Linked DNA regions of Homo sapiens: all the other regions are linked to region 5. Evidence: chromatin contacts called from ENCODE Hi-C or POLR2A ChIA-PET data. All regions are on one chromosome and are shown on one strand. Each heading gives the region's core, a stretch centred on a gene start or an enhancer-like site at or near the end of the contact. The rest is flanking DNA. Distances are from core to core; before and after follow the strand shown. Region 1 holds the start of POLR3E (RNA polymerase III subunit E). Region 2 holds the start of UQCRC2 (ubiquinol-cytochrome c reductase core protein 2). Region 3 holds the start of KDM8 (lysine demethylase 8). Region 4 holds the start of IL4R (interleukin 4 receptor). Region 5 holds the start of RBBP6 (RB binding protein 6, ubiquitin ligase). Region 6 holds the start of EEF2K (eukaryotic elongation factor 2 kinase).

Region 1 (4,456 bases), core at 77-2,576, 2.2 Mb after region 5:
TTCAGATATAAGCAACTCATCCAAGGTGGAATGAGGACAGAAACTTGGGTCTCGCTATGTCAAAGATCCTTATTCTTATTCTTAACCACTATACTGCACGGTTTTCTGATAAACGGCAGTATGGTTAAGTGGGTAAGAGCTTGGACCCGAGAACAAAACTGTGCAGGTTCAAATCCCACCACAGCTGCTTGGCATCTGTGACCCACCTGAGTTGTCTGGGTTTGGTATTCCTCCCTATTTTCATCCCTAAAGTAGGGAAACTAAGTACCGACCTCCAGACCCCTGCGGGGAAGGAGTAAGGACAGGACGCTAATAAACGTAACCTCTGGGAAGGTTTGTTATTACTTGACAACATGTTTTCTGCCAACGTAAGCGGGTAATGACGCTAAGCCACAAGTCAAACGCTGCAAGCAGGAGCGTCACCCGGTTTCTACTGAGCCGTCACCACAACCCTATGAGGTAGGAATTTCTATTATCTCTATTTCACAGATGAGGAAACTGTGGAGATCGCTAAGATCTCTTCTTTCCGCCTCCAAGCCCAAGGAATTCTAAAGCTAACCCAAAGGAACGACCTTGTTTGTTTACTGACACCTCCTCGGACCGAATGGTCAGGGCTGTATCCGGAACACAGAGTTGGCTCGGTAAACACTGAATGGTTGCCTGAATAAATGAATGAGGAATCCCTGGCCTCGCCGGGCAGAGGCTAATCCGGTTCAGCTGCGAAGTGGGGGCTCCGGCAGGCGCAGGTGCCCTCCCTGCCCATCGGGGCGGGCCGCCGATCCCGAGCCTCGCTGTCCAATGGGTTTCTGCTCCCTCGCGGGTGGTCAGGCCCCCCTTCTCACGCCCACCACGCAGTCCCTGCCGCGAGCCGCCACTACACCCGACGCGCGGACAGGTGTTTCTTCCGTAGGAGGCCTCCCAGGCCCGGATAGGGCAGGTCGGCTGGACCCTGAGTCACCGCCGCCAGCGTCGGCCGCGGCCTCCCCAACTCCCAGGTGTCAGGTCAAGGAAGTCAGAGTCCGGGGTCGGCCTGGAGCCGGCTGCCCCTCCTCCCCGCCCGAGTCCCGAGAGGCCTCCAGCTGCTAGGCACAGCGCGGCGCGGGCCTCCTTGGCCTACTCGGGAATCTAGCCCAGGCCCACGTCGTGAGTGCGGTCCGGCTCAAGCCCCAGCTCGGGCACTGCCAAGACGGGACTCACCTCTCCGCGGGGGCCGAGCGCGGACGGCGGCAACGGCCCAGTTACCCGCGGGCTGCAGAGACGGCGGCGGCCCGGCTCTCCTCTCAGGCGGCGGCCATGTTGCTGGTGGAGAAACTCCGGCGGACACGTGGGGGGGAGCGGGCCGGCCCCAGCGTTTCCTCTTACCCACAATGCCCCGCCCCGGTGCACGCGGCTCCGCCCCCTCCGCCGCGCCATTCATGCAGGCCGTGAGCCCCGCCCTGCAGCAGGGGGCGCTGATGGCACGCGCAAAACTGAGCCAGGAGTGTATGCAGCGGGGACAAAAAGACAGCAACCCTGGCAGCGGTGGGATTCGAACCCACGCCCCCGAAGAGACTGGAGCCTTAATCCAGCGCCTTAGACCGCTCGGCCACGCTACCCAGCTGCAATATGTTTATGCCAGAAAGCTACTTAATGCTTTTGCTTTTGCATTTAATCTGGACATTGCGAGGCGTTTTCGCTGAGGTTTTTTTTTTGCTTAACGTGTGTTCAAGGTGATCCCTATAGAATTATTTTAAAAAGCCGTGTTTTGGAAAATAAACACTTGCTCCAGTCTTTAGACCCAGGTTGGTTCCGAATAGGTATTAGAGCAAAACGCATTTTTAGAAACTTTACTCTGAGTTGGATGGTTAACCCGGAGACCCCTGGTTAACCCACAGGTAATCCATACGACCCGGATTGGGTGTCTCCGGGAGAAGAAATTGATCTGATCAGAAACATGCACCAGGGGATCTGACGGCCAAACCCTGGAGCTGGTCTGGGCAGTTGTCTCTGAAAAATTATGTTTAAATTTTTACTTACACAAATAACACGCGAATTATTGCAAAATATTTAAACTTTGCAGATAAGGTACAAATGCTCTTTGACCTTGACTCGCATCCTAGGCCCCTCCGCCGAGGTAACTAACCATTATTATCTGTTTAATATGAACTATGGTTTGAATGTGTCCCCCAAATTTCATGTGTTGGAAATTTAATCCCCAATGTGGCAGTATTGTGTGGTGGGCCCTTTAAGAGGTGATTAGATCATGAGGGTGGAGCCCTTATGAATGGATTAATCTCTTCATGGATTCATGGATTAATGGGTTAATGGATTAATGGGTTATCTTGGGAGGGGGACTGATGGCTTTATAAGAAGAGGGAGAGAGACCTTAGCTAGCAAGGGAGCAGCTCAGCACCCCCTCCATATGATGGCTTGTACTGCCTGGGAACTCTGCAGGTGTCCCCCACCAGCAAGAAGGCCCTCACCAGATGCACACTCTTGACCTTGGACTTCTCAGACTCCATAACTGTAAGAAATAACTTCCTTTTCTTTACAAATTACCCAGTTTCAGGTATTCTGTTATAAGCAACAGAAAATGGACTAAAACACTATATATCTTTCTAGATCTTTTGCTGTGAATTTATATGTTTATATCTATATGGATATATATAGATATAGCCATAGAAGATAGCTTTGTTTTTATTGTGTATGGATTTGAACACAAATATTGTCACATTATTCATATAGATCTGCAATTGGCTGTTATTTTTCACCAGACTGTATTTTAAAATACCTATCCGTGTGGATATGCAAAGATATTAAAAACAAAAATGCACAAAAATTACAAAGAAAAAAATTATCATCCATAGTGCCACCACCTGGCATTAAATTAATGACTTAGTATTGTGGCATTTTTTTCCTTTTCTTTTTTCTTTTCTTTTTTTTTTTTTTTTTTTTTTTTTTTTTTGATGTGGAGTCTCGCTCTTGCTGTCTAGGCTGGAGTGCAGTGGTGCGATCTCCGCTCACTGCAATCTCTGCCTCCTGGGTTCAAGCGTCTCTACTAAAAATACAAAAATTAGCCTGGCGTGGTGGCACATGCCTGTAATCCCAGCTACTCGGGAGGCTGAGGCGGGAGAGTTGCTTGAACCCGGGAGGCGGAGGTTGCAGCGAGCCGAGATCCCACCACTGCACTCTAGCCTGGGCGACAGTGAGAAACTCGGTCTCAAATAAATAAATAAATAAATAAATAAATAAATAAATAAATAAATAAAAAATAGATCACACTATTACAAATAGAAATTATTAGACCATTGCAAATAGAAATAAGTCCCCCTCCCATTCTCCCCTGTCTATAACTGTCATGAATTTGATGTGTATCTTTCCAATAATTTCTTACATTTTTACTATAAAATTTATGAATAATATCTAAAATGGTTATCTGTATGTTTTTCACTTATATAAATGTTAGCACATTGTACTGATATCCTAAAACTTGCTTTTCTCATTTCAACAGTATTATTATTATTATTATTTTAAGAGAGTGTTGCTCTGTCACCCAGGCTAGAGTACAGTGGTGCAATCATAGCTTACTGTAGCCTAGACCTCCCGGGCTCAAGCCATCCTCCCACCTCAGCTTCCCAAGTAGCCAAGATTACAGGCATGAGAGACTGTGCCAGGCCCAACATTATGTTTTTGAGGTCTGTTATGATGCCTATAGATCTAATTCATTCATTCCATGCCATGTACAACTTTTAAGTTGTTACTAAATTTTTGTCATTACACACAATATGGCAGGAAGTATCCTTGCACATGGCTCCTTGTCTTACGTATGGACATTTCTCTAGGGTATACACTAGAAATGAAATTGCTGGTCTATATTTATACTTTCCCTAGTATTATATAATAATAATATTAATAATAGGCTGGTCTCAGTGGCTCACTCCTATAATCCTAGCACTTTGGGAGACTGAGGTGGCAGGATTGCTTGACGCCAGGAGTTCAAGACCAGCCTAAGCAACATCGAGAAACCTTGTCTCTACCAAAAAACAAAAGAAAAGAAATTAGCCGGGCATGGTGGCATGTGCCTGTAGTCTCAGCTACTTGGGAGGCCGAGGTGGGAAGATCCTTTGAGCCAGGGAGGTCAAGTCTGCAGTGAGCCGAGATTCAGGTGCTGCACTCCAGCCTGGGTGAGAGAGTGAGACCCTCTCTATATAGATATAGATATGCATATATTTTTCCATTTTGCCAAATTATATGACTTTTGATGACTTTTTTTTTTTTTCTATTTCTTCCTGAGTCAACTTTGGCAAGTTGTCGTTTTCTGGGAAAACAAAGCCCCATTACTTGATTTTTCACATTTATTGGCGTAAGAAATCTCAAATATCCCTCATATCTAAGGTTTTGTCCTCTATCATTCTCTATCGTTTCTCTTTCCCTCTGTCATTTACGTGGATTACTTTCTCCATTAGTTCTGTTCAAC
Region 2 (4,788 bases), core at 419-2,918, 2.6 Mb after region 5:
GGCTGGAGTGCAGCGGTGCGATCTCGGCTCACTGCAACCTCCGCCTCCTGGGTTCAAGAGATTCTCCTGCCTCAGCCTCCTGAGTAGCTGGGATTAGAGGCGCCCACCACCACCACGCCCGGCTATTTTTTTTTTTTTTGTATTTTTAGTAGAGACGGGGTTTCACCATGATGGCCAGACTGGTTTCGAACTCCTCATCTCAAGTGATCCGCCTGCCTCTGACTCCCAAAGTGCTAGGATTACAGGTGTGAGCCATCGCGCTCCGCCGGTAATGTGCTTCTTAATCGTCCCATTCAAATCAGCAAATTATCCTAGTAACTGTCATGCAATCTTCTAAATTATTTTGTTCTAATAACAAGATATATCTAAGTTTATTCTCCTATATAAAGTGCTAAAATTAGACACATAAATAATTGCTTTCAAGTTTACTGCAATTTGTTTACTTTGGGCCTCTCCAACTGTTTTCTCTGAGCTTTTTCTGTTGCAAAATAGAATGGAGAAGGAAATGTTGGGGTCTTTTGCCAATCTAACCGTGCTTCCCTCCAAGGGTAATCACTGGTGTGTCTAGGTATACCTGGAAGGTTAATGCAATTACAGCCTAAATCGATATAGCCCACAGCACATTTATGTAAACATAAAGCATAAGAACATTCCATGCCCAGGTCTGGTCTTCTGCATCTCCATCTAGGGGGGTTTCTCAACACAGGTACTACTACTGGCACTTGGGGCTAGATAATTCTTTGCTGTAAGGCGAAGTTTAGCAGCATCCCTGGCCTCTCCATGCCAATAGCACCCTCCTTACAAGTTGTTGCAACTAAATATGTCTCCAAACATCGCCACCGGTTCCCTGGGGGCATTCTGTCCCTCGCTATGATTTTTTAAGTGTTCCCCCTTACCCCTCTTAATAACCACTGTCCCACAGTGATATAACCCTGATGTGTGAGTTTTCCCCAAGTGACAGCTATGTTTAATTTAGGCTTGAAGGGGAAACTTAATTAAGGAGCTTTTGAGGACAAACAGAGACGTCTTGGAGGAACCGTCTAACATACGATCAAGAAAAGCAACGTTAGACTACTAAGACACCATAGTATTTAACAATGAAGTTCCAGGTACTGTAATAAGTGTTCTATCTGCATTAGCTCCTTTCTTATACTTTTATTCGCTGGGGAAACTGACGCTCCGTGATAAACCAAGGAGCAGAGGCTGCAGCGGATAAAGTGAAGGTGGGGGGCTAAGTGCGCCGTCCTCCCGCTCCCCCTGGGTTTCACGGTCTCTTTCTCCAGCACTTGAGTACCGGAGTGACCTTCAGAAGTCTCTCCAAGGACTCGCTTCAACTCCGCTCTCACGTCCTGCCCCTCTCTTCAGGTTTCCCGGTGTTAGGTCTCTTGTGCTCACAGCATGAGCTGGGCCTCCAAAGCCTGACCCAGTCTGCAGCCCACTTGGCCCGCAGGGTTCAGCTGAAGGGCAGACCGAATCCCAAGGCCCAGACCCCAGACCAGACACCTCCGCCTCGTATCACCTTGTCGACACACTGCTCCCCAGCCCTTTCCCAAACCCGCCACCTGAGCTCACCGAGAAAGAGCCGGCTCTGGTTAGTAGCTTCATGATTCAAGATTGTTCTGACACACGGTCACTGCCGGATTAAAGGAAAGCAAGATGGTGGCGGAGGCCGGGAGTTTCCCAGCGTTCCCCGCTAACACTTTCCCACGTCCCCTTCGTGAGGTACTCTCTATACTGCCGCGCTCTACTGCTCTCTTTATAAGGTTGGACCAGTCCAATTCCTCCAAGACTCAGAATAGGGAGACGCACAATTTCCCAAGTAAATATATGCAGAGAATAATGTACGTCACTGCTTTTTGCGTTCTTCTCCTAGCCTGAATATCCAGTATGCACCCCTTTTCTAAGTACGTCTGCAGCAGCCTGTCACAACTCCCCCCGCTATCTTGGGCTCTTCCGCTCAGCATTGTCCAATGGGACGCGCCTCTCTTGGGACTCCGCATGCGCCCTCCGGGATGACACCTGCACTGGAGGCCCTGGGTTTCCGCGTTCCTGGACGTTGGAGGCTTCAGGAGATTCCTGCCACTCCACCTTTCTGCAGAGGTATTGGGTATCGAAGCCCGGCGTAGTTGCCTCTCGCTGGGTGAAGTCCTTACTGGATCTTTAGCTCCGTGAAACAGGGGCCTCGTTCAACGTATTCGCCGCTGTGTCCCCCAGAGCAGGCCCGGGACACACCGGGAGGGTCAGCAACCTCGGGGAATCATCACAAGGCTTTTGGTCTCGTGGAATTTACGTCCTAGGCTGGGGCTACATAGAATATAAAAACTTAGCTATAGTTTTTGTGTTAGGAAAATAGAAATGTTTTGGATAGTAGGTGTGTTATGTGAGCCGAAACCGGCAGTTGGAGAAAGTCAGTCACGTGACGACTTGGGGCGGGGGCGTTCACTCCGGTCCTCAGCGAGTGTTAACCCAGAAAGTGCCTTGAGCTAGGCACTATGCCAACGCGAGAGGCGTGGTCCCTGCCCTTTAGGGACTTTAGAGTTTCGTACCTTGCTACGTTGCTTGGTTGGGAAACCGACAGTATCAGCATCAATATCATTTAGGAGTTGATTAGAAATGTATGAACTCCAGGTCCCATATTGGATCCGAATCGGTGTTTTTACAAGATCCTGGGATGACTTCGTATGCACAATAGTTTCAGAAAGGCTGGTGGTGTAGACGTTACAAGGCATAGGCAAATGTACTTTCTTTTTGCCTTGTGTCTGAATTGCTCCAGGCCTACAACGGACTTGGGCTCTCTAATTAAGATCTGGGCATTAAGAACCTGGCACCAACCCAATTTCTGTGCCTGCTGGGGACGCCCTCAACCCAATTCATACCACACAGTTTCCCCACATGTGGTAGATTTAACACTAGTGGTGCGTGAGATGATTTTAAGTTGGTACATAGATGAACACTTCCATTTTTTCCTTTTAAAAATTTGTATAAATTTAAGGGGCGCAAGTACAGTTATGTTATATGGATATATTGCAGTAATGGTGAAGTCTGGGCTTTTAGTGTACCCATCACCCGAATAATGTACATGGTACCCATTAAGTACTTTCTCATCGTTCACCTCTCTCCCACCCCTCCACCTTTCGGAGTCTCCATTGTCTGTCATTCCACACTCTATGTCCATGTGTACACCTTATTTAGCACTGTTCCATTTTAATAATATATTTATTTTGATTATGGCAAGCAATGCTAGTAGTGAATTTCCTCTTTAAGTACATTTATAAAATAATAAAAGTTGGTGTAAAAACGTTAAGTAACTTGATGATACGGAGATACAGCAAAAATCATGAATGTGTTATACAGGTACCATTGAGTGAAATCTGGGAAGCAGTGCTCTGATCAAGCCACCTGCCTGCTTAAAATTCTTCAACGACAGCCACGTTTTTCAGGATAAAATTCAAATTCATTAACATGGCATACAAAGCTGTCTCCAGTACTTCAAAACCCCAATTCCCAAGTTAGCTAGCTGCACCCCTGAGTCCAATCATTGTAACTTCATCATTCAACAGTTCAGGTCAGGTAGGAGGAACACAAAAGTCTCCACACTCAAGTGCACACACACACACACACACACACACACCCACACCTGCTTATAATGTCCTCTCATTCTTAGGTTATGACCCAATATCAGAAAGGGGCAAAAATAAATTCTGTTCAAAATGTGGCAGGATTTGAAACATAATTCATGATATCAGCTACATAAATCATAAAATCCCAAGTTTGTCAATTGCAAAATGTCCTATTAAGCATTAAGCTACAAATTAGGAGTGCCATCTTGTGGACACATCCACCACTTCCACATCATGTCACCTCCTAGCCAACTCCGTGGCTGTTCTCACTGTGGAGGTCTCTGCCACAACTCCAGCATTTTATTGCAGAAGAAAACCCAGTCCTTGAACTGGTTTCTGCGTAGAACACACTGAAAGCCCTGGGAGAGGAAACCAGCAGACAGGAAAAGAGTAGACATGGAAGAGCAGATGAGTTCATTGCTGGAAAGCTCGAATTGTTAGTTTCGTTAATGTGGGGTCCAATTTGACTCTATGGAGCCTAACTACCTAGCCTGAGCGCTCGCGGTGAGTATGGGGTGGGAGAATGTAAAGAGAAAGCAGGCAACAGTAGGAGTAAAACACACCAGAGGAAGGTGATGTGGGTTTATACTTGGGAACAACATTACCTTGCCATCTTAGGGCCAGAGGCATTAATCATGGCTTCCCCAATGCATAATTTCGATGTTGGCATTTCCTTCCCCATTCCTTTCAGAATCCTACCCTGTCAGGTATTATCTCTGATGAAATATTCCCTGGGCCAGGCACAGTGGCTCATGCCTGTAATCCCAGCACTATGGGAGGCCAAGGTGGGTGGATCACCTGAGGTCAGGAGTTCAAGACCAGCCTGGCCAACGTGGCAAAACCCTGTCTCTACTGAAAAAAAAATACAAAAATTAGCCGGGCATGGTGGCAGTTGACTGAAATCTTAGATACTCGGGAGGCTGAGGCAGGGAGAATTGCTTGAACCTGGGAGGCGGAAGTTGCAGTGAGCCGAGATCACTGCCATTGTACTCCAGCCTAGGCGACACAGCGAGACTCTGTCTCGGGGGGGAAAAAAAAGTTCATATCAATTTCTAATATTCTATAATTATTGTTTTTGGTCACATATACTTTTTCCATGTATTGAGGTGAACAGATTGGTCTTATTCTGTGTTAAGTTATATTGATTGATTCAAATTATAAATAAACC
Region 3 (4,676 bases), core at 2,010-4,509, 2.7 Mb before region 5:
GCGAGCCACAGGTCACTGCCTTTCTGAATGGCCTCAGGTCCAGGCTCATCAGCCTTCTGGCATTTCCCATATACTGGTCTGATAAAAAGGCTTCTTGTTGTATCAAGAGGTTTTCTAGAGGAAAGGACTAGCCAGAGTAGCCTTATGGCCTGGCTTTATTGATTGGCTTCCCAGAACTCCTCACTGAATTGCTGTTTATAAAGTCTTATATTAAGGCCACGTGCATCGCTCACGCCTGTCATCCTAGCACTTTGGGAGGCTGAGGAGGGTGGATGACCTGAGGTCAGGAGCTCGAGACCAGCCTGGCCAACATGGTGAAAACCCATCTCTAATAAAAATACAAAAATTAGCCAGCGTGGTGGTCCACGCCTATAATCCCAGCTACTCGGGAGGCTGAGGTAGGAGAATTGCTTGAACCTGGGAGGCAGAGGTTGGGGTGAGCTGAGATCTAGCCACTGCACTCCAGCTTGGGTGACAGAGCAAGAGTCTGTCCCTCCCGAAAAAAAAAAAAAGCACACGCACACAAAAGGCTTACATTAAACAAACAGGCTTCCAAAGGAGGGAGTCAAGAATAAGATGTGTGACTTGCCAGTTCCCTGCAAGAAGAAAAAAGATGTGTGAAGCAGTCTTTGAGAGTGGTGCCACAGACTGGCCTTCGAGAGCTCTACATAAAAGGGTTTATTGGGAGTTGTACAGATAGCCTTCTAGTGGCCAGGTATAGGTGGGTCATCCAAACCAAGATGCTATTAATATTTATGTCTGCATCAGTAAAAAACTGGTGTTATTCTAGGCAAACTGACACCTACCGTAACCCAAATGTGGGCCATATCAAAAAGCCTGAGTGGCCTCGTATCTTCACTTTACAAATCAGTCTCCCAGAGCTCAACAGGTATTGGCCTTCAAAGACCTCTTGTTGATCACAGAAGGTTTTTTTATTTTTATTTTTTTTGAGACAGAGTCTTTCTGTCACTCAGGCTGGAGTGCAATGGTGCGATCCCGCCTCACTGCAACCTCTGCCTCTCAAGTTCAAGCAATTCTCCTGCCTCTGCCTTCTGAGTAGCTGGGATTACAGGTGCCCGCCACTGTGCCTGGCTAGTTTTTCTATTTTTAGTAGAGACGGGGTTTCACTCTGTTGCCCAGGCTGGTTTTGAACTCCTGACCTCAGGGTGATCTGCTTGGCTTCCCAAAGTGCTCAGATTACAGGTGTGAGCCGCCACGCCCGGCCCAGAGAAGGCTTTATTTATTTTTGTGGGGAGGGGGGCGGTCAGGTATAGAAACAGCTTGAGTGGGCTTATGTCCTGGCTTTGTGAACTGGCCTCATAACCTGGAACAGCTTTCAGGGGGAGATCAAGTGTGGGTTGCATAAAACAGCTTTTGAGTGGACTTGATTCAGCCCCTAAATGCTCCTTACATAAAGTCTTGTCTGCTGGTGTATGAAATGATCTTGCAAAGAAGGTCAGAATATAGGCTGTTATGTGCTAACCTCTGAGTGGTTTTTCTCCTGGATTTATAAATAAGACTAAAATGAATCTTATAAAAGCCTTCTTGTTGGTCGTACTAAACAAAAAGGAGCCAAGTATAACCTGTATAAAACAGCCGGAATAGACTCAGGCCTGGACTTTATAAATTCACCATCCAGGCAGAATTCACTATGCAAACTGGCAAAGTAGGTCCCTGGTAGGTTATGGGATATATCCCTCTTGGAAGCCACTGCCCTGTCATCCTAGGATTCTCTCAAATTATTTTTATTATTTTTTTTGAGACGGAGTCTCGCTCTGTCACCCAGGCTGGAGTGCACTGGCCCAATCTTGGCTCACTGCAACCTCCGCTTCCCAGGTTCAAGCAATTCTCCTGCCTCAGCCGCCCAAGCAGCTGTGATTACAGATGTGCACCACCACACTCAGCTAATTTTTTATTTTTAGTAGAGACGGGGTTGCGCCATGTTGGTCAGGCTGGTCTTGTGAACTCCTGACCTGAAGTGATCGGCCTGTCTCGGCCTCCCAAAGGGCTGGGATTACAGGTGTGAGGCACCGCGCCCAGCCTTAAATTATTTTTAAACATCAACTCCTCTAAAGCACCTCCCTGAGTATTCTTTAAGGTGGCTGGGTGGAATGGCCTCTCCGAGAGCCTCACTGTGATTTGCAGAGGGTCTCAGGGTGGGCACTCTGCAAGCACCATGCTGGTCATGAGAAAGCCTCCCAAAAGGGGCTTCCAGGACAGATCAGCCTACACCTAGCTTTCTGGGAACAGGCGGTCCAGTTCTCTAATCTCCTCAATGTTATTATGGCAGTATTCCACAAAAATTGTGCAAAAACAAGAGCTTCGTAAAACTTCCCAGGAAAGTTTGGAACATTTTCCAGAAAGCTTTAATTCATGGCACAGGGATCCCTTTGGCTCTCTAAGGGGCACACAGTCTTGTGTTTGGGTCGTCCGTGTGGCCCCAACGCCTGCGCACCTCCTGTCCCCGGGCTTGCTCCCGAGTCCTCCTGAGCACGGCGATTCCTACCGTTGCCGGGAAACGCACCGATGCCCATCGTTAAGTCCTACCGAGCTACAAGCACCTTTCCTTAGGGCAGTCACACACCCAGGCCCCAGAGGGTCCCCCGTACCCCGCACTGGCCTTGAGCCCCGAGGCCTCAGACCCCCTTCCCTCCTCAGCGCCTTCCCCGGGGCTGCATTTCTCGCGGCTCATATTTGGGACCTGACGGCGGAATCGTTTCCAGCCTGCCTTGCGGCCCAGGGGCAGCGGCTGGTTGCCTAAAAGCAGCGGACACACATATAGCAGAGTATAAAACCCGCGCAGGCGCACTAGGCCTACACCAACGCGACGCCAAGAACCGCTAAAGCGCACAGCAGCCCGCCGTAAGGGCCTGCCCTCACGCATGCGCAAAACCACTGCCAAGAGACGAGCATACGCACGCGCGGAACCTTTCCCTTTATCCTCCCGCAGGGCAGGCCGGCGACGAGCTAAATTGCATTCTCAGAGCGCATGCGGCAACTCGAGCCACCCTCGGGGTTTTCCAAGGCGCACGCGCGAGGCCGGGCTTGGCTGCTTCACATGACGCCTGCGCGGTCTATGCCTCTGAACCCGGCCTCTCCACTTCTGAGGAACTGGAGCTGACTCCGCTCTCGAGTTGCTCAGACTAACCTCTCTTCAGCTGGGACGGTGTCGAGTCGCCTTTGGGCTGGCGAAGACTCGTTGCGTTTGGTCCGACCACTCGGCTGTGTCCCCTGAGGAGCCAGAGGCTAGCATAGGAGTATCGATCGCTCACCGCTCGTCTGATCACGACGCAGTGCCTGGAGGAGCGCCGAGTGATCGATGCCGTGGCCCCGCCCCACTGCTGTTTAAAAGGCCGGGGGATGGAGAAGACAGAAAGGCTTGGCTGTATCCTCTGGGTCCTTCCACGCTAGTGATACCGCTTTTTCCTCTGCACAGATAACAACTTCGTACAAGGCTGTTTGCATCCACCATTTAATCTCTGCAGCTAGGATTATTAGTTCTCCCTATTTTACAGAGAGCGAAACTGAGGCTCAGTGATTAAAGTGGCCACATACTTGTACTTTTGGAAAGTCAGATCCACAATTACCCACGAGCAAGTGCTGCATCCACAGTCTGTTCGAGTGAGAAGGCAAGTGGCCAGGGGACACACTCCTGCCACCTTTGCTTTGATGCCGAGTGGTGCGTGGTCACTGGGACTTTTGTGTTTTGAGCACACACTCCTGTGGACTCCAAGTATGCACGCCTTTTGCAGCATTGCACAGAGGCATGGAAAGTTATGTTCGTACTGAGCTTGGGGTCTGAGTAGGAAACAGGCTTGCTCAGGATCAGTTCATAGATTAGTGGATTCTAGGTACGGTGCTAAAATACTTTAAAAATATGAGGATCGTAGCTATTGTAATGATCATGCTCATCCCCATTTTAGGGAGTGTATTAGTCCGCTTTCATGCTGCTGATAAAGACATACCCGAGACTGGGCAATTTACAAACAAAAAGGTTTAATGGATTCACAGTTCCACATGGCTGGGGAGGCCTCAAAATCATGGTGGAAGGTGAAAGGCACGTTTTACATGGTGGAAGACGAGATAATGAGAACCAAGTGAAAAGGGAAACCGCTTATAAAACCATCAGATCTCATGAGTCATATTCACTACCAGGAGAACAGTATGAGGGGAACCTCCCCTATCATTCAGTTATCTCCTACTGGGCCCTTCCGCAACACGGAATTATGGGAGCTACAATTCAAGATGAGATTTGGGTGGGGACACAGCCAAACCATATCAGGGAGGGAGCAAGTAAAGCACAGAAAGATCTCCTAACCCACCAGGCTCACTGGGATGCTGGTGTTTGAACTCAGCAGCCACAGGTTTAGAATCCTCATGGTTATGTGCTACACTAAGTTTCCACCCTTGAGTAGTGACAATGTTGAATTTTCCCTGAGTCTTGTGTCCCCGGAAAAAAGTAAAAAGGAATTGCTCTCACCCTTTTGTGTTGTGGAAAAAAGTTTACTGCAAAGAATCACCCCCCACCCCCACAAGAGAATTTAGATAAGACTCCAAGACACCACCCCCATTGTTTACCTGTGAGAGCAGGTAAACAGGACACAGACCCTCCAATTCTCATTCATTGTCTTATAAGTGATTACCTGAACTGCTTGTCCCACTAATCAATCCTTATA
Region 4 (4,766 bases), core at 1,890-4,389, 2.8 Mb before region 5:
AGGCAACATAGCAAGATCCTGTCTCTAAAAATATAAAAACAATTAGCCAGCCGTGGTGGCACACACCTGTAGTCCCAGCTACTCAGGAGGCTGAGGTGGAAGGATTACTTGAACCCAGGTATTGGATGCTACAGTGAGCTATGATTGTGCCACTGTGCTCCAGCCTGGGAAATAGAGAGAGACCATGGCTCTAAAAAAAAAAAAAAGGTATTCATTTAACAAATACATAGTTTGTACTACATACCAGGTACTGTTTTGTATGCTTGACATATATTAACTCATTTAGTCATCACTACAATGGCATAGTCACTATAATCTCATAAATGCAGAAACTGAGGCTCTGGGAAGTCAGTTACACAGTAAGCAGCAAAGCCAGCATTTGCACTGGGTGATCTGGCTCAAGTCCATACTGTCACTCCCCAGCTATACGTTTTGACAGGTAACAACAGACATATACATTGATTGTGGACCCACTGGGTGTTGGACATTGTGTGAAGTAGCTTATAAAACATGTCATCAACCCTCAAGAAAGTTCACTTTTACAAATGTGAGGAAGAACAGTACTTAGGCGGCTTCTGTCCTGGCCTCACTCCCAGGTACCAGTGAGGGCAGTCGAGAGGTGGGGCATCTAATCCCAAACGCTCTCCTCCATCGTCCCAGATGGGGTGGGTGGAAGAGGGCAGGGAGATGGGGGAGGTAGAAAAGGTTCTCTCTTCTCATGTATTTATGTATTTGTTTATTTTGAGACAGAGTCTCGCTCTGTCACCCAGGCTACAGTGCAGTGGCACAATCATAGTTCACTGCAGCCTTGACCACCTGGGCTCAAGCCATCCTCCCACCTCAGCCTCCCAAATAGCTGGGGCTAGAGGCACCTGCTACCACGCCTGGCTAAGTTTTTAAATTTTTTTTGTAGGAACAGGATCTCACTATGTTGCCCAGGCTGGTCTCAAACTCCTGGGTTCAAGCGATCCTCTCTCAGCCTCCCAAAGTGCTGGGATTACAGGTGTGAGTCACTGCGCCCAGCTTGTCACTTCTTTGACAATTCATTTCAGCTCCTTTTTGAACTGGGAGCATTAGAAAACTGAACACCCCCACCCTTGCCCTGGGCATTTTGCAACCGGGATTGTATTGTATTAAACATATCAGTCATTGAGTCACTTCCTAGCATTTGGAAACCCTTAGGTTATCTCGGACCTGCCGGTAACTGCATGTGTTGTAAATGGGGTGAGTGACTGCAGGTTTTCCTCCCTGCTGCCTCCCCAGCGTCTCCCTCCAGATTCAGATCCAGAGGCCCAGGGTGGGGCCCAGGAATCTGCATTGTTGCTTTTACAACTCAAGCCAAGGTGAATACACTGGCCCAAGTTCCTTGGCATGGCATTCAAGGCTTTCCACAATGCAGCCCAGCCCAACTTTCCATCCATCTCTGGCTTCTGCTTACTCCCTAGGTTCTGTACACAGTGCCCTTTCACACTTCCCAGCCTCCGCCCACTCTGTGCCTCCCTTTACCTCCCATCCTCTACCTGCCAGACTCCCCTGCTCTACTCACAAGGCTAGCTCAGGGTCCCTGGGTGCTGGGAAGCCTGGCCCAGTGACCTTTGAAGAGCTGATCCCCTCTGGCTTGTGGTCCTGCAGCCGCTGGTGCATCCGCACCCTCCCAGCCCTCACGTCTGTCTTCCTGCAGAGGGGGTGCTCCTTGAGGCAAGCACCAGTGCCCAGAACACCACCCAGGGCCTCGCAGGAGCTGAATGAGTGCTAGTGAGTGAATGAGTGGCTTAGCAGGTCACCTCCCATTCATGGGCTGGGCTAGCCGAGTTCTAAGAAACCCCTGCAGGACCCTGGAATGCCCTAATGTGCAGGACACCCTGGCCAAACCTACACCTGAGCCTGTTTCCCCATTGGACTTTGGGATTTTGATAAAGGCACTGAGGTCCCAGCAAATGCCTTGGGCTCCTCATAGGCTACTGGGGGCAGGGAAGTGCAGTGGGTCATGCCTCCCAGAGGGCTGGGGAAGGGGAGAGACTAGAACTGGAGCAGGGTTAGCGCTGGCCTGGGGGCATTCCTTGAACCCCAGAAGCAGACAAACTAGTGGTCCCCTATCTTGCTTAAGTCTAAGAAATCCAGATTTTGTTTAAAAAAAAAATCAGGGCTCAGTGGCTCACACCTGTCATCCCAGCATTTTGGGAGGCCGAGGTGGGAGGATCACTTGAGGCCAGCCTGGACAACATAGTGAGACACCATCTTTATAAAATAAATTTTTAAAAATAAAATAAAGATCAGATTCCTGGGTTTACTGAATCTGAATCTCAGGGCAAGGACCTGGGAATCTGCATTTTAAGCAAATCTCCCGGAGATTCTGGTTATTGTGGGGGCTCCTCAAACGTGATTGAGAGATGGAGAGCAGCTGGCTCTGGCGTGGGATTGCCTGGGCTCTAGTCCTGCTGCCCCACGGACTCCCAAGTGGGCGGCACCTTAGGGCAAGTTACTAAAGCGGCTGGGGTCTTGGTGACCTCATCTGTACAATGTCCATGACGCACAGCACCGGCCACAGAGAAGTTAGTGGGAGGTTTCACTTGGCATCCTTTCAGTAAAACAAGTCCCAGTCAATGATCGCGATTATTGGGTCCATCTGATATTCGGAGGCGGAGACCGCCCCGATTCACTGACCTACTACTCAAATTTACAGTTCTCAGAACTTTCCCCACCCTTTCTCTCTCCGAAGTCCTCACTGACTTCCTGAGCGCAGGGCTGGGCGCCACTGCCCGGAGAAGAGGGGCTGCGTGGCCTCCGACAGCCTAACCCCAAGCCCCCCACCCCCGCAGGCCGTCCCGGCGGAGGTCTCACTGCCAGCACCGGCTTTGGGGAGCGCTGGGTGTCCACGTACCCCGGGCCTCGCGCCTCCGCTGCCGTTCGGCGGCAAGGACGGAACCGGGCGCTGCTCCGCGCGCACCGAGAGTCGCGGGCTCGGGCCCCGCTCGGAGTCGGGGTGGTCCCCGTGGTCCCCGCCGGCGGCCGAGCCCTTCCCGAACGCCCTCAGCCGGCGTGCCCGGGCGATACCTTCGCAACCCGATCCGCGCGCGGGCCCCGGATCCTACCTGCGCGCCCCTGCTCCATTCGCCGTCCGGGCGCCCAAGCGGGAAGTGGGGGACCCCTGGGTGGCCCTTCCCTGGCCCGCGCCGCGCGGGGCTTTCCTGGGCGCGGAGACCCAGCCCGCCCCGGCTTCCTGCTCCCCGCCCCGGCGCCCGGCAGATTTGCATGCGCCGCCCCGCCCGGCGCGCCCGGCCCGGGTCCCGGCCACCTCGCGCCCCTGTCGCTGTCCCCGCCGCCGCCGCCGGACAGTCCGAGCCGCCGTCCTCTCCTGGGGGCGACCCCAGCACCTCGCTGGGTGTCTTGCCGCGCGCTTCCTCCCACGCCGTAGCCCGAGGTCACGCCCAGCGGAGAACTCTGCAGTGGATCCCCTTGGTCTCGGAATAAAACGCCCACGCCGACCAGGCCTCCAGGACCTGCTCCTGCCTGGCCTCCGCGGCCTCTTTTGCGCCGGGGCAGTTGCGTTTGGTGGGGGAGGGCTGGGCGACTGGAATCCTCCTCCCCTTCCTAACAGCCCGGCTTCCAAGTGAGAGTGGTTGCACATTCTTCAATAAATGTTTACCCAACTCCTACTCCAGCCACATTTGGATAGTAAAACAGCCCTTCAATCAGTAACTAGTACAATCTGTCGGGCACTGCAAATGTTAACTCGTTCAATCCTGGCAACTACCCTATAAGGGAGTGATACTATCACCGGTTTTACAAATCAGGAAACTGAGGCACAGAGTCCTTAAGAAATTCAAAATGGGTTGGGCAAAGTGGCTCATGCCTGTAATCCCAGCACTTTGGGAAGCTGAGGCGGGAGGATCACTTGAACCCCATAGTTCGAGACCAGCCTGGGCAACCCTGTTAGCGAGACCCCTATCTACAAAAATTGACATTTATAAAATTTTAAAAAAGAAAAGAAAGAAACTCAGAATCACTCTGCAGGTAAGCAGGAGCAGGGGTGGAGCTGGGATTCGAACACAGGCCCCATAGACCATTAACGTCTGGACACCATAAGAACCCGGATGCAGCCAGATGACTGGGGGGAAAACACTCAACAAAGTATTTCAGGTCAGGAGGGCCCAAGAAGAAAGTAGGGACCTCTTAGACCAGTGGGGCAGGTGGTCTGGAAGAGGCTTTTTGAGTAGAGGCCATTTGAGCTGAGACTCTGAAGAGCCTATGGGGGAAGACTTGTGTAGGGAGAGGGAAGAGCTAGTGCAAAGGCCCTGTGGGAACCAGCTCAGCCTGCAGGAGGAATTGCTGAAGGCCGGCATGGCTGTGGAGCCCTGAGTGAGGAAAGAGCGGAGACAGGGGAGGTGGGAGATATTTGGACTCACACTGGGCAGTGCTGAGAACCCAGAGAGTAATTTGACCCCCTGCTGCCCTCAAGGAGCTCTCAGTTTGAGGGTGGAAGCCAAGGACTGCCCAATGGGATCAAGTGCTGTGGTGGAGGGTGAGGGTTGGCTTCCCAGGGCAGGGGCCACTGCACGTCAATCATTCTTTTTTTTTTTTTGAAGATGGGGTCTCATTCCATTGCCTAGGCTGGAGTGCAGTGGGTGATCTCAGCTCACTGCAACCTCCACTTCCTGAGTTCAAGCAATTCTCCTGCCTCAGCCTCCTGAGTAGCTGGAATTACAAGCGTGCACCACCACGTCCGGCTCATTTTTGTATTTTTAGTAGACATGAGGTTTCACTAT
Region 5 (4,698 bases), core at 967-3,466:
TTTTAGAACACCGAACTGCTAAAAAATACACATCAGCATTACTGATCTGAGAAAAAGAAACCAAAACAAGTTCAGAGTCAGGAAAGACTGCTTGTCACATTTATCTACTGTTAAGTTCCCAATATTATCAAAATACTTTTGAAAAGGAGAAAGAATCTAACGATTCTTATCAGTGGCTTATTTGTACTCTATGGTAGCAGCCTATTTTTCAGTACCTTAGTATCAACAGTCACGTAAAATCTAGCAACTACTACTTTAAAAAAAATCAGTACTTTTGATCTTCACCGAATTGATAAAGCTTAAGAGTAATGTGATGAACTAACAGTTTAACTACTTAATTGCCGTATTACTAATTCTGGAATTGACACACAAGACAAGAGCGGTGACATCAGAACATTTCAAGATCCAAAAACAATTCCAATACTGATTAAATCCTCAAAAATATTAAAGTTCAGATCCCTTATCCACAACACAGGCAAGCAACTCCAAATAAATAAATGCGAGGAGGGAGGAAGGCAGGACATAAAATTTGCCATCAAACTCCACAATGTTGTTAGGTTAGAAAATTGTTTTTTTGGTTTTTTTTTTGTTTTTTTTTTTGCTGATTGAACAAACAAGCTTTGCACAGGCTCTCCTGCCCTCCTGATGGAAAATAAGTTAGAAAACGCCCTAAGACAAGCACTCAAAGAGTCTAGATAGCTATCCCCCTCTCCTCCCTCCCTCATTTTAAAAAACAGCGAGAAGAATAATCAGGCTTCCACGTTTTGGGTTAGCCTGTTACAGATGACCCAAGTATGCAGAAATAAAATAAACCAGTGAAACTCCAAGGCCAACTGCTGCAAACCTTGGCTATCAATGAAAGTTGTATCCAAAGTACTAGAACGAACAGTCCCCACTAGAGACATAATGGCGGTTAGCTTCCTGCCAGGCACCTTCTAGCTAGTATCTCTCTCCAGCCACCAAATATCTTAAGACCAAGCGGCCCTTACCTTCTTTCGTCTGCGCATTGGTGATCTGCAGGTCGCAGTCGGCAGCTTTCAGCTTCTCTCTCCCCATAATCTGCTTCTTTAAGTCGCAGAGGGAGATGTGGAGCCCATCAAAGGTGACGGTATCATAGTTGAGTTTAGAGGAAAATTTATAATGCACACAGGACATGGTGCCAAGGGATTCCTAAGGTTCAGCGAGGAGACGTGGACACTCTCAATATACGTATATTTATAAACTTTAAGAGCAAAATATGTACACACAAAACACTCAAAGACACCGAAGGACCCTAAGGCCTCAGATTAAATACCCCCCAACCACAAGCAGGGGTTCGTCAGAACAATAATCCAGAGACCCCCCGATACTCAGAATCACTTCATGGGGGAGGAGGAGGACGAGGACGGGGAAGAGGGGAAATCGAGAATCCGCCAACGGGCACAATGTCACCCGGCTGGGTCCCCCTCGCTCATGCTAAGGGGCCGGCAGAGACGGGGGGATTGGCGGTGCAGTCAGTAGCGGTCAGTCCACACGTTAAGAGTCCGAGCGACCCCACGGGGTCAGGGGTCCATAGCGCGGCCGCACCTCCCGGCGGGTCTCTCTCTCCGTGGATTGGGGTGACCCAGGCCCCGGGAGAAGGTTGAGGGGAGAGGGCCTAGGCCCGGAGTCCACGAGCGGCCTCACGCCTCCTCCTGGCTTCCGGACGACCGGCGTCAGCTTCCCCAGGCCCAGGCCCAGGCCCCCACCGCACACAAACCCCTGGCGCCTGCTCCCCGGAGGCCACGAGCGGCCCCACGGCCTAGGCCGAAAACGCGCGGTCGGCGGAGGAGAGGCCTTCCCGCAGGCCGCCCCCGGCTCCGCCTCCCCCCGCCGCCGCCGCCGCCTCGGACACAAAGCCGGCGCTAGGCCTCGGCGAGGCCTCGGAGCACTTCCTCACCACCCCGGGCCCCAGCCGGCGGCCGGGTGGCTTCGGCGGACCCCGGGGACACCGCCGAGGCTCCCTGACGCTTCTTCTCGCCGGATCCTCCGCGCTTCGCTCGCCTTTCGTTTCCGTCGCCTTGAGGCCCGGAACCGCGAGAACACGCCCGCAAGCTGCTGGGCAGCGGCTAGGGCTTCTCCGGCTCCCTTTTTGTGTTGGCCCCCTGCCGCTCGGGGGCTCTCACCGAGCGGCGGCGACACCTCCAAGCCAGGTACTATGGCGGACGCGGCCTGGCTTCGGACGAGCGCCCCACTGCGGGGTCTCTTAAGCAGGGATTGCACGGGCGGCGCGCGCGAGGCGGGGCTGGCGTGCGCGGATAGGCGGGCCGAGAGGCGGGGCGGCTGACGTCACAAAGCGCACGGCCCGCCCACGTGACCCCGCGCTTTGTGACTCCAAAGCGCGGAAACTGAAAGAGCAGGGACAACGGGAAGAACCATCTGCTTCAAAAGGGAGGGGGGTTGCGCGTCAGGAGGACCGGCTCACAGGGAGGCTCGGTGGGGAGAGCTCGCCTTGCAGGGGCTGCGTGCAGTTTCCACTGCAAAGTGGCTTGCCTAGGGGTGGCCGGCTAACTCCCCCTTCCCCACAGGCCCCGTCAGCTCCTCTAAGCCTCCCAATTTAAGTGAGCATTATGGTTGCTACGCAGAAAACTATGGTTGCTATGCAAGCGCTCCCTAGCTGCTGCTTCCAATAAACTGGCTACCCTATACTCTTGACAAGTGGAAATCGTGGAGCAGCCGCTGCCAAGAACTGATAACAGCCACCAGCACCATACAGATTTATTGAGCTCTTACTATGTGCTAGGCACAGGGCTGATCGCATAACAACATTGCCAGGCTCAGCAGCCACGTTGTCTGGGTTGGATCCCTGGCTGTGGGGGCTCTAGATTTAACCCCTCTGTGCCTGGGTCTCCTTGGCTGTAAAATGCCATTAAAAATAGTACTTGGTTTACTTGGATTAAATAAATGCACATAAATCCATAGTCTAAGACCATGCCGGTGCATTGACGTGGCTCAATGCACCGAAATATTAATAGCTGTAGCTCAATAAATGTCAATTTAACAACAAAAACCCTACGTGGTCAACATGACATTATTTCCGATTTATAGATGATGGAACTGAAGCTAGCAATCATGTACTTTCTGAATTTGCAGAAGGGGATGCCTGCTCAGTGGCAGGGTCCCGATTCCATTCCTAAGCGCAAATGCCAGGAACAGTGACAAGAACCCCCTCAGTAGATTGGAATTTTTTTTTTCCTTTGGGCATGGGGACGTTATTACATTCAGAAAAAATCATAATATAATAAAATTACATTCATAAACGATAGTTATTATCGTTTACAATCCATGTTCCTCATCCTCTCTGAATTTTACAGGCTAGGCTCAGTGAATTTAGGCAACTGAGAATAAGATCCTATAGCCGAGAAGTAGCAGAGTTTCCCAGGGACTTCCTGCAAGCACACTCCAAATTCTTACTGAACTTGATTTAAAATTAATCACCATCCTGCCAGAAAAGCCTTCCTAAGGCCATCTTTTTAAAATAAGATGGCGATCTTTCTCTATCCCTTTAGTCTTTTCTTCCTAGCACTTGCAGATAGTTGACAGTTACACATTTACTTTTTAATTATCTATCTCCCCCAACCCCTACCTTCGGCTGACAATAGGAATCTTATCTTTATATTTGTTTTTGCTGTATCCTCAGCTCTTAGAACATAGTAGGTGCTCAATAAATACGTGCTGAATAACTGGATACATTTTTACGTGATCCATAGAGATGTCGTGGCAATAAAATTTTGGCCGTAGTCAAGGGCAGCTCTAGAGATACCATTACAATTTAACTCAACCACACACATCAGTACTTTTCATATATAACAAGTTTCTTCCACTTTTACCTCTTTGTTATTTCACCAAAAACTTATTGCTGCCAGGTCCTCTTCAGGTTGGTTGCTTTTTTCTTAAAAGCCTCTGTGTGAATGAAAGGGCGAGGGCTATCTCTAGTGAAAGAAAAACTCGACGAGAAAATTGCAAGCCGTCATGGAATTCACTCCGAAGCGGTGAATCTGTTCCTTTTGCCCGTCTGTGGCCGACCCCTTTATATACTGAATGCCTAATTTAATCAGCGTGGTGCATCATGGGATCTCAAAGTGGGCCACACCCTCAGGATATGACAGAGTGGATCATAACCTAATCTGCAGGGGGGGATGTCCTTGGAAAGAATGTTGTCTATTGGTCCAACCGTTCTCATCTGCCAAAAACTTTGTTCAACCTTGATATTCTCACTTACAGAGGCCTCACTTCATATCACATCAAACAGGTCAAAATGCATTCACCACCTGCAATAAGCCTATGACTTGAGTTGCCTGACTAATTGACACAATGCTACATTTGGTCCATTTCACTGAATTCCTTTACTAATCTTCATTTTGCAGTTTTCTTTTTTTAAAAAAAAAACTTTTTATTTTCTTTTTTCTTCAGTGAGCTGAATTGTAAATTTTGCCGTTTTCTTTGGGTAATATGGAGCTGGTCTCCCTGACGCTTCTCTCCCTACCAATATTTTTGTAAGCCCTGAAAAAGCCTTTTGTACTATCCTACAGTGAATGAAGCATTCCTGTCTAAGCTTCTCATAATGTAACAATTCTGGAGCTCCCATGTCCCAGGATTTCAAACCTTTGTCATTCTCAAACCCAGTATAGCCTCATACCATTGACCATAGACAGTTAGTAAACCCCTTAACTTATTTTC
Region 6 (4,681 bases), core at 1,978-4,477, 2.3 Mb after region 5:
AAATAGTGAATCCCGGAGAACGAGCTTGAACAAGTCCAAGCTTCTGCTGTTCACCCTTGGCTTTCTTCACACAGCTCCCAGAGTCCCGGCAACCAGACGACAACCCTGCCAAAAACTGGACAAGACTGCTTTGGGGACTCTCCCCACAGCAAGATAACAACCCTAAAGACATCCTTCCCGGGTGGGCATGGTGGCTCATGCCTGTAATCCCAGCACTTTGGGAGGCGGGTGGATCACTTGAGGTCAGGAGTTTGAGACCAGCCTGGCCAACACAGTGAAATCCCATCTCTACTAAAAATACAAAAATTAGCTGGGCACGGTGGCATGTGCCTGTAGTCCCAGCTCATACTCAAGAGGCTGAGGCAGGAAAATCACTTGAATCTGGGAGGCAGAGGTTGCAGTGAGCTGAGATCACACTACTGCACTCCAGCCTGGGCAACAGAGCAAGACTCCATCTCAAAAACAACAAACACTCCCTCTGGCTTGTGGCTCTGCCCTCCTCTAGGCCTTCAAAGTCGCCTTGACTTGTCCAACAAATAAGGAAAGAGTGAGAGGTTTTTAGGGTCGAGGCTTGAAATGGACACACTCACATTTCATCAGCCAAAACTCAGCCGTGTGGCCCTACCGAATGGTAAGGAAGCCTAGGAAAATTCATCCAGGGAGCACCCCAGGAGGACGAGAACATGGGTACTGGTGACCCATAGCTTTCTCTGCCACATAATACAGTAAAATGTTTTAAAAGCAAATCAGAGATTTTTTTTTTTTTAAATAGAGACCGGGTTTCACCCCGTCAGCCAGGCTGGTCTTGAACTCCTGGGGTCAAGCAATCCTCCCGCCTCAGCACCCCCAAAGTGGCTGGGATTACAGGTGTGAGCTACCACACCCAGCCAGTGATATATCCGTAATCAGCCAAAAAGTACTGTACAGTTACAAAAAGCACAAGAAAAACAAATTGGTGGATCTTTTTTATTTTTTGAGACAGAGTCTCGCTTTGTTGCCCAGTCTAGAGTGCAGTGGTGCAATCTCAGCTCCCTGCAAACTATACCTCCTGGGTTCAAACGATTCTCGATTCTCCTGCCTCAGCCTCCCGAGTAGCTGGGATTACAGGCTCATGCCAACATGCCCAGCTAATTTTTGTATTTTTAGTAGAGATGGGGGCTCCCTATGTTGGCCAGGCTGGTCTCAAACTCCTGACCTCAAGTGATCCACCTTCCTCAGTCTCCCAAAGTACTGAGATTAAAGGCCTGAGCCACCACGCCCCTGGCCCAAAACACCGGTAGCTCTTGGAATGTACACCGATGATTATGTGTAAACTGTGACCACTTCAGTTCTGTCTTCTGGCCTCCCCATTCCCTGCAGAGGATAAGAACTTCGGACCCCACCCCCTTCTTTGAGAATGGGGGCTGAGAGGAGGGCGGACGCCAATCCCAGCCATGTTACACTGAAATTCATGTCCTTGAGAGGTTTTACTGTAGTTGTTGAATTAATAGCTGAACAAAGGAATGAACATCGGGTGCTGTGGAGGCCACACAGAAGGAAGACACCTGCATACGCCATCTCTGAACTCTACCTCCTTCCACCTGCCTCTTCCCCAGCTCAGCTTAAACAGCACTTGCTACAGGAAGCCTTCCCCCATAACCCTCTCCCCTTTACACACACAGTGGGCATTCTCAGCTCCCACCTGCTTGCTCTGTATTCCCATTTACTCCATCTCGCTTTTTAGAATCTGTTTATGTGACTGGCTTCCTCTTAGGGAGCTTCTGTGGGCCTGGGGATCACTCTGACCCTCGGTTTCCTCCTCGCTAAAAACATTAGGATAGACTACGTGACTCAATTCGCTGTGACTTCACAGCCTGTCCAGGGCCCTCAACCACAGGGCTCTTGGCCATCAGATGTCTCCCGGGGCCATAGACTATGACACTGTGTGCCAGGCACTGTTCCAAGCACCTGACATATACATACTCATCTACTCTTTCCAAGGATACTAAGTGGTAGATACTAATACTGTACCCATTTTACCGATGAGAAAACCGAGGGCCAGAGAGCATAAATGAGCTAGAATTCCAACCCAGGACTCCAGCCCTAGTGTTTCCTGCTTTCCTGGCTGAAGAAGCACCCACCACCGAGGTCCCAGAGGTCGGGCTCCCTGGGACCGTCCCCCTGGGCAGATCTCACTTCCCCATGCGGCCCATCTGTCACACTCAGGGCGCAGCTGGGCTGGTTCCCCGAAATCCCCCAGGCGCGCGCAAAAGGATCTAGGCCGGGGCTTACCCGGGAGGCCCCCACCCCCGCGCGGCCACCGGCTTATTAATGCCCAGCCCCTTGGCACACATGTCAGCAGCGCCTGCCAACAAACTCCCGCAGCCAACAATGCAGCAAGGGCGCGTCTATACAGTCCTGGAGGTTCCGGGAATTCGGGCTGACGCAGGCCTCTAGTTCAGGGGAAAGGTGGGGGATGCGGCTCTGAGCCCTGCAGGGGACAGGAAGGCAGCGATGCGCCCACACTCTAGGGGCCCCGAGGGGGGAGGCCCCCAAACTCTCTGTCACTTGCAGCCAGATCACCGCCCATTGCTTGCCAATTGCTTTCCATATCCACATCGCCTTTAATCCGCACAACTTCCCCATTTCTCCAAAGCAAGCACTTAGCCCCAGAGAGTTTAACAACCAGAGGAGAAGCGCCCCCACACTCTCCTTCCATGCCTTCTCCGGCCCCATTCCCAAGCCCAGACCCAGCACGCTCCAGACGCCAGCTGCACCCGGGCGCACAGGCCTGCAGCGCGGGCTCCCAGCCCCCCACAGCCTTGCCGGCCGCGGTCCACACCTACCTCCCTCGGGCAGACAGGCGCGGCAGCCGCTGCCCACGGCCGCGAGGGTCCAGAGGAGTTGGCAGAGGCTCGCGGCCCGGAGCTCCAGGGTGCAGGGCGGGCGGGCCCCCCGAGAGTGCCGGGGAGCGGAGAGCGGGGAGCGCTAGCTGGCGCTCCGGGCAAGCAGCTGGGGCCACGCGGGGTAGATGGACCGATCCCAGGGCGCGCGGGGCAGTCGGAGTGATCCCAGGAAGGGCGCAGGGGCCGTTGGGACGATCCCGGGATGTGGGAGCGCGTGCCAGGGGGGACTCGCGTGCAGGCGACAGCGAGCGGGACTCGGGTGGCTGCAGGGCCGGGAGTGCGGGCGCTCGATCCAGGAAGGAGGGGAGCTGAGGCTGAAGCTGGGGCTGGTCTAGGTTGAGCAGAAGCGGGCGGGCAGGGGCGGGGCTGGCCTGGCGGGCGCACGGCGTGGCGCTCACGTGGCCGCCCCCAGGTGGCCATCACAGCGCCTGCAGCCGCCTAGCGGGCCTCCTGGCTCCGGCGCTGGCTCCCAGCCCCAGGTGCAATGGTTAGCGCTAAGTCTTGGCTCCCCCTGCTGAGTACACAGTGTCCGGTTCTCCTGCTCAAGGCTGGCCTAGCATCCGGCAGCGAGGGGGCAATTCGAGGGAGTGACCAACTTCCGTCCTCTCCCGCCGCGCCTCGCCATTCTCGCCTGCTTCTCGCTTAGTTCCTGTATTCCTGTCCTTTCCAAAATCATTAGTGATCCAAGCCCATCGCTTGTTTGTATGTATCTCTATCCATAACCTTAAAATATTTTTTATCGGAAATACTTTGTTTTTCCTGATTTCTGCTTTGTAAAAACAGGCACGTATGACGATTGCAATTATTTGTGTAGTTTTAAAATTAGTATCTCCTTTAGTTATTCCTAACTCTTGACACAGGGCCTGGGTGGCACACAGTAGATGCTTAATAAATACCTGTGGCATGAGTGGTAGAGTGGCTAAGGTATAAAAAAGAAAACGAATTAAAACTAATAGCTACTGTGAACACTTTAATATTAGGTCCTTCCAGATACTTTGTTAGTGAAATTTTAGAAATTTCACACATTCTAGATAGAAAAGTAGTAACAATGACATGTTTTGAGGGATTTCTCTCATTCCATCTTCCCAGCACTTTGGGAGGCCGAGGCCGGCAGATCACCTGAGGTCAGGAGTTCGAGACCAGCCTGGCCAAAACGGTAAAACCCTGTCTTTAGTAAAAATACAAAAAAGCAGCCGGGCGCGCCTGTAGTCCCAGCTACTCTGGAGGCTGAGGCACGAGAATCGCTTGAACCCTGGAGGCAGAGGTTGCAGTGAGCCGAGATCGCGCCACTACACTCCAGCCTGGGTGAAGGAATGAGACTCCGTCGCAAAAAAACAAAAACAAAAAAATAAAAAAGAAAAAAGAACAAAACTGAGGCTTATAGAGATAATGACATGCCCCAGGTGAGGCAGCTAGAAAAGGCAGAGCCAGCAGTAAATCCAGACTTCTCTGATTTCAAAGTTCAGGCTCTCCAAAGAACTTTTTTCCTTATTTATAAACCCCAAAGAGAGTAAACTCCAGCTTTTGGCAAGACAAAATTGCACCTGGAATTCTGACCCTGGGGCCGTCAGGCAGGAAGGGAAGATCAAAGATGCTGAACTAGTCTGTCCAAGCCCAAAGCAAGATTGGAAAAAAAAAAAAGACGCTACTGCTTAAAGCTCTATGGCCCTTGGGCAAGTTATTTTACTTCTCTGAGCCTCTGTCATTTTTGTCTGCCCAGCAGGAGTGTCCTTCTTTGCATTAGCGTCTTGGTTAGTCTTCAGGGAACCAGTTCACCCTATTTCAGTTCAGGAAAA

The links. Hi-C counts contacts between places; a loop is a spot of excess contacts on that map. ChIA-PET counts read pairs that join two places held with the same protein, here RNA polymerase II (POLR2A). Pooled maps may share reads with other maps.
Region 1: a loop to region 5 is called in a map with no recorded cell type, with 13 times the contacts of the local background. The contact joins the promoter of POLR3E here to the promoter of RBBP6 in region 5. A Hi-C loop is called at or near these places in 1 of 37 single-sample maps with no recorded cell type and 8 of 50 pooled maps. POLR2A ChIA-PET finds 5 or more read pairs at or near these places in 1 of 52 experiments (T-cell).
Region 2: a map of naive thymus-derived CD4-positive, alpha-beta T cell shows a loop between it and region 5 (10-fold over the local background). The contact joins the promoter of UQCRC2 here to the promoter of RBBP6 in region 5. A Hi-C loop is called at or near these places in 1 of 168 maps with a recorded cell type or tissue (naive thymus-derived CD4-positive, alpha-beta T cell), 1 of 37 single-sample maps with no recorded cell type and 13 of 50 pooled maps.
Region 3: a loop to region 5 is called in a map of mammary epithelial cell, with 18 times the contacts of the local background. The contact joins the promoter of KDM8 here to the promoter of RBBP6 in region 5. A Hi-C loop is called at or near these places in 3 of 168 maps with a recorded cell type or tissue (ascending aorta, mammary epithelial cell and naive thymus-derived CD4-positive, alpha-beta T cell) and 8 of 50 pooled maps.
Region 4: a loop to region 5 is called in a pooled map, with 4 times the contacts of the local background. The contact joins the promoter of IL4R here to the promoter of RBBP6 in region 5. A Hi-C loop is called at or near these places in 1 of 168 maps with a recorded cell type or tissue (sigmoid colon) and 5 of 50 pooled maps. POLR2A ChIA-PET finds 5 or more read pairs at or near these places in 1 of 52 experiments (activated CD4-positive, alpha-beta T cell).
Region 6: a map of gastrocnemius medialis shows a loop between it and region 5 (12-fold over the local background). The contact joins the promoter of EEF2K here to the promoter of RBBP6 in region 5. A Hi-C loop is called at or near these places in 4 of 168 maps with a recorded cell type or tissue (B cell, chondrocyte, endothelial cell of umbilical vein and 1 more), 2 of 37 single-sample maps with no recorded cell type and 16 of 50 pooled maps.

Annotation. Positions count from the first base shown.
Region 1 is chr16:22,294,279-22,298,734 of GRCh38, reverse strand. POLR3E (RNA polymerase III subunit E) reads right to left here and starts at 1,326. Exons shown (of 21, transcript NM_018119.4): 1 at 1,198-1,326. TRL-AAG2-4 (tRNA-Leu (anticodon AAG) 2-4) reads right to left here and starts at 1,595; the gene lies at 1,514-1,595. RefSeq lists silencers at 106-245, 1,256-1,705 and enhancers at 456-595, 1,038-1,582.
Region 2 is chr16:21,950,241-21,955,028 of GRCh38, reverse strand. It overlaps UQCRC2 (ubiquinol-cytochrome c reductase core protein 2), which reads right to left and starts at 1,668. Exons shown (of 14, transcript NM_003366.4): 1 at 1,573-1,668. The coding sequence starts at 1,605. RefSeq lists enhancers at 1,326-1,375, 1,386-1,555, 1,070-1,787, 1,876-2,335.
Region 3 is chr16:27,202,109-27,206,784 of GRCh38, reverse strand. KDM8 (lysine demethylase 8) reads right to left here and starts at 3,259. Exons shown (of 8, transcript NM_024773.3): 1 at 3,149-3,259. RefSeq lists an enhancer at 3,055-3,214.
Region 4 is chr16:27,312,347-27,317,112 of GRCh38, reverse strand. It overlaps IL4R (interleukin 4 receptor), which reads right to left and starts at 3,139. Exons shown (of 11, transcript NM_000418.4): 1 at 3,093-3,139. RefSeq lists silencers at 2,399-2,448, 2,889-3,098, 3,119-3,418 and enhancers at 3,196-3,926, 4,749-4,766.
Region 5 is chr16:24,537,084-24,541,781 of GRCh38, reverse strand. It overlaps RBBP6 (RB binding protein 6, ubiquitin ligase), which reads right to left and starts at 2,216. Exons shown (of 18, transcript NM_006910.5): 1 at 990-2,216. The coding sequence starts at 1,155. RefSeq lists enhancers at 566-1,558, 1,559-2,553, 3,980-4,274 and silencers at 1,770-1,949, 2,220-2,269.
Region 6 is chr16:22,204,824-22,209,504 of GRCh38, reverse strand. EEF2K (eukaryotic elongation factor 2 kinase) reads right to left here and starts at 3,227. Exons shown (of 18, transcript NM_013302.5): 1 at 2,826-3,227. RefSeq lists silencers at 2,727-2,996, 3,157-3,456.